2 separate regions of the Homo sapiens genome follow, and region 1 is linked to region 2. A link is an interaction called in ENCODE POLR2A ChIA-PET data of the cell type or tissue named here. Cell type or tissue: endothelial cell of umbilical vein. All regions are shown on one strand. Region 1 overlaps TULP3 (TUB like protein 3). Region 2 has its middle 26 kb from the start of TSPAN9.

Region 1 (4,000 bases), 150 kb before region 2:
ACCTCCTGGGCTCAAGCAATCCTCCCACCTCAGCCTCCCAAGTAGCTGGAACTATAGGCATGCGCAACCAAGCCGAAATACTTTTTTTTTTTTTTTTTTTGTAGAGACGGTTTCACCATGTTGCCCAGGCTGGTCTTGAGCTCCTGGGCTCACGCGATCCTCTTGCCTCTTAAAGTGCTGGGATTACAGGCGTGAGCTACTGTGCCTGGCCATGTTGTGGTTTCAGTACACACTTACCTAATGACTAATCATATTGGATATCTTTTCATGTGCTTATTACCCATTCGGAAAAGTTCTTTTGTGAATATTTTGGGCCCCCTCCCCCCACCTCTTTTTTTTGAGAAAGGGTCTCTGTTCCCCAGGCTGGAGTGCAGTGGCACAATCACGGCTTACTGCAGCCTTGACCTTCCTGACTCAGGCAATCCTCCTGCCTCATTCTCCTCAAGTAGCTGGGACCACCGGAGCGCTCCACCACACCTGGCTAATTTGATTTTTTTTTTCTTTCTTTCTTTCTTTCTTTTTTTTTTTTTTTTGGTAGAGACAGGGCCTCCTTATATTGCCTAGGCTTTTTGCCCAATTTTTATTTTGTTTTATTTTATTTTTTGAGACAGAGTATCACTCTGTTGCCCAGGCTGGAGTGCAGTGGCGTGATCTCAGCTCACTGCAACTTCTGCCTCCCGGGTTCAAGCGATTCTCCTGCCTCAGCCTCTTGAGTAGCCAGGAATACAGGCAAGCACAACCACACCTGGCTTATTTTTTGTATTTTTAGTAGAGATGGGATTTCACCATGTTGGCCAGGCTGGTCTCCAGCTCCTGGCCTCAAGTCATATGCCCGTCTCAGCCTCCCGAAGTGCTGGGATTACAGGTGTGAGCTACCGTGCCTGGCTCCAATTTTTAGTTAGGTTGTTTGTCTTAATCTGTAAGAGTTCTTTAGATTTTAAATATTAATTTTTTGTTGGATATATGTTTCACAAATATTTTCCCTAGTTTGTGGCTTGCCTTCTAATTTTCATAACAGTATCTTTGCAGAACAAAAGTTTTTCATTTTGATGAAGTCCAACTTGCTGATTTTTAAGTATGTGAATTTAAGTAAAAGTCATAATCATACCTACAGTTTTTCTTCTAAAGGATGTTAGTCAATCTTCAAATAAGCATGAATAACTAGATTTAAGAATAAAAAATTGTTTTTTGTAGTTGTTTTCTTGAGGTAAACCTTTTATTTCCTTTATCTTTCCTGTGTAATATCTTTGCAGTAATTCCTTGTCTCACACATACTATGTTTATTTCTGATAGGTTGAGTTGAACCAAATTTTTGTAAATTATATTTATTTTAGCTTCATGCAGCAGCTGATTACTAAATATTTACAATTATGAATTTCTCTAAATTGCCAAGTTGTCCTCTTTATCACTGCACACTGGCACTTGTTGCATTAATGAGAGAAGATAACTATATCTAATTTCTAAGTCTAAAAAACATCAATTTGTGATGTTCTGAAGCAATACTGTAGTCAGTAAAGGAAGCCTTCACTCAAGTTACTATCAGGAAAAGCAACGGGCTGCTCACAGGCTTTATTTTTGCAAGTCTTATCCTGCTGCTTTCCTGGCAAGGATGGTGTTTACTCTCTCCAGTACCACAGAAGGAGCCTGTTTAGCCTCCTGCATCAGTGGCCAAATTGCAGTTGAGTGCTGATTACAGCATCCTTATCTGGCACAGTGTAGGAAGCAGCAAGAAACACTCTTGATTGTTTAGTGGCAATAGATTTTGTGTTACTGGCAGCTCGAAAAATTTACACTTAACAGGCTGAGAGAAGTTGACAGGAACATTGAGAGTCCCGAATAATCATAGATTCTTGAGGGTCATTAGTAACATTATTCAGTGCTTCAAAGTACTTGGCAGTGTGGTCTGTTGGGTATAGCACTAGACTAGCAATGGAGAGTAACGTTTTAAAGTATGCTCAAAGTTTCTCTGTTACTTATCTTTAGCAAATTTCTTCATTGTTCATACCATCTTCATTCCCTAGAAATACTGTGTGAGCATAATTTAGGTGCTAGATTAAAGGGCAATGGGATTTTTTTTTTTTTTTGAGACAGAGTCTCGCGCTGTTGCCCAGGCTAGAGTGTCATGGCGTGATCCCAGCTCACTGCAACCTTCACCTCCTGGGTTCAAGTGATTGTCCTGCCTCAGCCTCCAGAGTAGCTGGGACTACAGGCACGGACCACAATGCCTGGCTAATTTTTGTATTTTTAGTAGAGATGGGGTTTCACCATGTTGGTCAGGCTGGTCTCGAACTCCTGACCTCAAGTGATCTCCCCACGTTAGCCTCCCAAAGTTCTGGAATTACAGGCATAAGCCACTGCACCTGGTAGCAGTGGGATTTTTAAAGGTAGCCAGTCCACAACAATGAAAAAAAAATTACCAAAATGTATATTTTCTTTTTTTCTCTTTGAAAATGTATATTTTCTTTTTTTCTATTTTGAAAAATTTGGCCGGGCACGGTGGCTCATGCCTGTAATCCCAGCACTTTGGGAGGCTGAGGCGGGTGGATCACCTGAGGTCGGGAGTTCAAGTCCAGCCAGACCAACAGGGAGAAACCCCGTCTCCACTAAAAATACAAAATTAGCCAGGCGTGGTGGTGCATGCCTTTAATCCCAGCTACTTGGGAGGCTGAGGCAGGAGAATTGCTTGAACCCGGGAGGCGGAGGTTGCGGCGAGCCAAGATCACGCCACTGCACTGCAGCCTGGGCAACAAGCGCGAGACTCTATCTCAAAAAAAAAAAAAAGAAAAAAGAAAAAAATGAAATTTGCTGAAAAGTTGCAAGAAAGCACAGTTGATAAACCTATGCCCTTCACCTAGATTCATCACTAATATTTTTTATACCTGATTTTAAAAAATCTTTTTAGACTTACAGAAAATTTGCAAAAATATTAGAGAATCCCTCTATACCTTTCACCAAGTTTCCCCTAATGTTAACGTCTTCTTTTTTGTTTGTTTGTTTGTTTTGAGATGAAGCCTAGCTCTGTTGCCCAGGCTGGAGTGCAGTCAGTGGCACGATCTCGGCTCACTGCAACCTCCGCCTCCCGGGTTCAAGCGATTCTGTAGCCTCAGCCTCCTGAGTAGCTGGGATTACAGGCGCCCACCACCACGCCCAGCTAATTTTTGTATCTTTAGCAGAGACGGGGTTTCACTGTGTTGGCCGGGGTGGTCTTGAACTCCTGACCTCGTGATCCGCCCGCCTTGGCCTCCCAAAGTGCTGGGATTACAAGCGTGAGCCACCGTGCCTGGCCTAATGTTAACATCTTATATAACCATAGCCACATTATCAAAATCAGGAAATTAATATAGAATCAGTACTGTTAACTGATTCACAGGCCTTATTTGAATTTTGTCAGTTTTCCCACTAATGTCTCTTTCCTAGTCTAGGTTTTTTTGGTGTCCGTAAATAAAGGTTCACCACATTGTCAGAAAATTCTCTTTCTGTACACTGTGCAGTGTTGTAAGGCCTTGTAGTTATCTTCAGTTAGTTTTTATTTTATCTGTCTGTCTCACCTATATCTATCTGAGATGGAATCTCGCTCTGTTGCTCAGGCTGCTGTGCAGGGTCACAGTCACAGCTCACTGCACCCTTGAACTCTTGGGCTCAAGCACTCCTCCTACCTCAGCCTCCTGAGTAGCTGGGACCACAGGCTCATGGCACCATGCCCAGCAGGTATCTTCAGTTTAGCCTTTACTGGTTGGTAAATGGAGAATAGTTCAAGAGAATGGTGTTCTATGGGCATTCTCCTCTGCCACGCTTGAGTGTTTCTGTGTTTCTTCAAGATGTGTGTTTAGGGTTTCCCCTGTTTGTACCAAGAAAATAGGAAATTTTCTTTGAGAAAAATGAGAGGAAAAAGAATTACTCCACTTTTTTTTTTCCTGTAGAAATTCTTTCTGTTTTGTGTTGATTTATTAACCAGGCTTGGTTATGGTTAGGCTTACTATTCAATAACTAAGTTAAAATG
Region 2 (4,000 bases):
CCATGTAGTCCAGGCTGGTCTCGAACTCCTGGACTCGAGTGATCTGCCCGCCTTGGCCTTCCAGAGTGCTGGGATTACAGGCGTGACCCACTGCGCCCGGCCATAAATAGAGTTGTATTGGAACATAGCCACAGTCCCTTGTTTACAGATCTTCTCTGGCTGCTTCTATGCCACAGTGGTAGAGCTGAGTGGTCGTGGCAGAGACCATATACAGCTCACAGCACCTGAAATATTTACTATCTGACCCTTCACAGAAAAAGTTTGCCCACTCCTGCATTAGGGGGTGGCTGGAATGGCTTTTTCAGAGTGGGTGGTCCTTGAAGGCCTCTCTGAGGCGATACAGCAGCCAGCCACGTGAAGACCTGGGGAAGGAGCCCAGGGCAAGTGTGTGGAGGCAGGAGAGCGCACATGTTCAGGTGGAGAAAGAGGGCTGGAGTGACGTCCTGGTCCTGCTCCACAGGGTGTATCTTTAATCATTTACTAGAGGAGAGTAGCGGTTTCGGGAGGTGGTTTTTTCTCCCGCTCCATCTGTTTCCTCCCAGTTGGCTTTCTCTTGGTTAGTTTGGGTCTTGGCCATTCATGGCAGAGCCCTTCCTCAGAAGCCCAGCAGTCCTAGTTGTTCAAACTTAAGACTGGGCGCTAAAAGCCAATGAGAGGCTCTGACTGTGCAGCAGGTGCTGGAGACTGGGTCGCGCTCTGTGACCATCTGACTGGGCTCTTATTTTAGGAAGTGAGTTTCTGTAGGGTATTTCCTCCTGGCCTGGTCAAATTCCATGGATGGGGTTTCTTCAATTGCTTGCTGGGGAGAGCATGTGGCCACCAGCATTCTGGGAACCAAGTGCTGGAATGTCTCAACCTGCAGTATGGAAACTTTCACTAATCCCCCTGTTTCATGCACTGTGTGCTCTCGCGTTCAGCTGTAGCTGGTGTCCCCCAGGGAGAGAACTCCCAGCTGCTGCCTGAGCTGTGCAGGGGAAGTCCCCCAACTGCACGGGGTTGAGGAGAGATTTGGGGAATCTATCTCTTCTTGAGCTCAATTTGGTCAATTCTTCTGTCTTTGGCCCCATCTCTACCTCTACTTCCAGAGATACCTGGTGCCACCAGTTCATGACTTTTGAAGGGTTTGGTGGTATGAGTCATGCTCCTTTGTGGCTTTCCCTGGTTTAGGATTCAGCTTCCTTCCCCTTCTCCTTTCCTTCCTTCCTTCCTTCTTTCCTTCCTTCCTTCCTTCCTTCCTTTTTTTAGAAGGAGTCTCGCTTTGTCACCCAGGCTAGAGGGCAGTGGCGTGATCTCGACTCACTGCAACCCCCACCTCCTAGGTTCAAGCAATTCTCCTGCCTCAGCCTCCCGAGTAGCTGGGATTACAGGCGTGTACCACCACGCTGGGCTGACTTCTGTATTTTTAGTAGAGACGAGGTTTCACCATATAGGCCAGGCTGGTCTCAAACTCCTGACCTCAAGTGATCCGCCCGCCTTGGCCTCCCAAAGTGCTAGGATTACAGGCATAAGCCACCATGCCCAGCCCCTTTCTTGCTTGTTTCCTTGCTTGCTTTCCTTCTTATTTCTTTCTCTTATTAATATTATTTTTTTGAGACAGGTTGGAGTACAGTGGCATGATCTCAGATCACTGCAAGCTCCACCTCCCCGGCTCAAGTGATCCTTCCATCTCATCCTCCAGAGTAGTTGGGACTACAGGTATCTGCCACCACACCTGGCTAATTTTTGCATTTTTTTGTAGAGATGGGTTTTCACCATGTTGCCAAGGCTGGTCTTGAAATCCTGGACTCAAGTAACCCACCCGTCTCAGCCTCCCAAAGTGTTGGGATTACAGGCATGAGCCACTGCACTCTGGCTTGGCTTTGCTCTTTCTTTCTCTTTCTTTCTTTCCTTCCTTCCTTTTCTTTCTTTCTTTCTTTCTCTTTCCTTCCTCCTTCCTTCCTTTCAGCCACCACACTCTGGCCTCCCTCCCTCCTTCCCTCCTTCCTCCCTCCATCCCTCCCTCTCTCCCTCCCTCCCCTTTCTTTCTTTCTTTTTCTTTCTTTCTTTTCTTTCTTTCCTTCCTTCCTTCCTTCTTTCTTTCTTTTTCTTTCTTTCTTTCTTCTTTTCTCTTTTCCCTTCTCTTTCTCTTTCTCTCTCTCTCTCTCCTTCCTTCCTTTCTTTGTTTCTGTCTGTCTGTCTTTCTTTCTTCTTTCTTTCTTTCTTCTTTCCCTCCTTCTCTCCCTCCCTTTCTCTCTCTCTCTCCCCCTTCCCCTCTCTTCCCCTCCTCTCCCCTTCCCTTGACAGAGTCTTGCTTCGTCGCCCAGGCTGGAAGCGCAATGGCATGATATAAGTGATTTAAGATAGAAAAGTATTTCTCTCTCATGAAATCTGTCCATTATTGTTAAGGTACTCCATGGTATCAAGGACCCAATATCTTTTTTTTTTTTTTCAGACAGTCTCACTCTATTACCCAGGTTGGAGTGCAGTCGCACGATCTCAGCTCACTGCAAACTGTGCCTCTCGAGCTCAAGGGATCCTTCTACCTCAGCTTCCTGTGTAGCTGGGACTCTGGGTGTGTGCCACCATGCCCAGCAAATTTTTTGTATTTTCCACAGAGACAGGGTTTCACCACGTTGGAGTATTTTGGACTCAAGCAGTCTGCCCCCTTGGCCTCCCAAGGTGCTGTGATTACAGGTGTGAGCCACCATACCTAGCTCCAAGATCATTTTACCTTGTTGCTTTACAATGGGTAGTTTCTATTCCTAAGGTAATATCATGGTCCAGAAGAGCTTCAGGAAATCCAAGACCATTACATAACATTCCATTCAACTGAAAAGAAAAAGGAGTGAAGCTTTTGAAGGCCCTGACAAGATTTTGTGGTAGGGAGACTGCTTTTTTTTTTTTCTCCTAACATCTGTTAACAAAATTTCTGTTATCATCTTTTTCTGGTAATATCTGGTAGTTATGTATGTTGCTGACACCTCAATGTCTGAAATCGAGTAAGAAAGTAAGATCTATGCGGCCGGGCGCGGTGGCTCATGCCTGTAATCCCAGCACTTTGGGAGGCTGAGGTGGGCGGATCACCTGAGGTCAGGAGTTCGAGACCAGCCTCAACATGGGGAAACCCCATCTCTACTAAAAACACACACACAAAAAAAAATCAGCTGGGCGTGGTGGTGCATGCCTGTAATCCCAGCTACTCGGGAGGCTGAGGCAGGAGAATTGCTTGAACCTGGGAGGCGGAGGTTGCGGTGAGCCGAGATTGGGCCGTTGCACTCCAGCCTGGGCAACAAGAGCGAAACTCAGTTTAAAAAAAAAAAAAAAAGAAAGTAAGATCTATGCTGCTATGGTTTTAATGTGTCCCCTGCAAAATTCAGGTGTTGTCAATGTGATAGTATTAAGAGGTGGGGCCTTTAACAGGTGATTATATCATAAGGACTTCTCCCCTCATGAACAGGATTAGTGCCCTTATGAAAGAGGCTTCCCATGGCTGTTGGCCCTTTTGCCCTTCTGCCTTCTGCCAAGTGAGGACAGTGTTCCTCCCCTCTGGAGGATGCAGCTTTCAAGCCACCATTGTGGAAACCAAAATTGGACCCTCATCAGACACAGAATTTGCTGGAACCTTGATCTTGGACTTCCCAGCCTTCAGAACTGAGAGAAGTAAATTTTTATTTTTTATAAATAAACCAGTCCCAGATATCTGTTATAGCAGCGCAAAAGGACTAAGACAATGCTTTCTTAGACAATGGGTTGCTCAAATGTCGAACTCTGCTGTTTTATGCTATTTCTATAGTTTACTTTTCAAGATTTTACTAATATAAGCTTTACAATTTTATAATGTACTGATACACATTTTTATGGTGTTCTTATTATATTCCATGGAAAATGGCAAAATAAATTTTAAGATTCCAGAAAAAAAAAAAAGAAAGAAAGAAAGAAAAAGGAGTGAAGAAGAGCATGCCCCTCCCTTTTGGGAATTTCTGGAAATTGCATTTCTGCTTACCTTCATTGGCCTCACTTA

What was found. Peaks named below come from ENCODE experiments on the same cell type or tissue, not always from the same donor. Only the 100,000 strongest peaks of a DNase experiment are listed, where the experiment ranks them.
Region 1: POLR2A ChIA-PET joins it to region 2 with 9 read pairs; 3 of 35 experiments call an interaction of 5 or more read pairs at or near these places.

What each region holds. Positions count from the first base shown.
Region 1 is chr12:2,900,796-2,904,795 of GRCh38, forward strand. The region is part of intron 1 of TULP3 (TUB like protein 3); the gene reads left to right. Among named protein-coding and RNA genes, the nearest start is that of TULP3, 12 kb to the left of the region's middle. In endothelial cell of umbilical vein, no CTCF peak of the experiment used is centred here; a DNase peak (open chromatin) is centred at 1,656.
Region 2 is chr12:3,049,231-3,053,230 of GRCh38, forward strand. No RefSeq gene overlaps it. Among named protein-coding and RNA genes, the nearest start is that of TSPAN9, 26 kb to the right of the region's middle. In endothelial cell of umbilical vein, no CTCF peak of the experiment used is centred here; no DNase peak of the experiment used is centred here.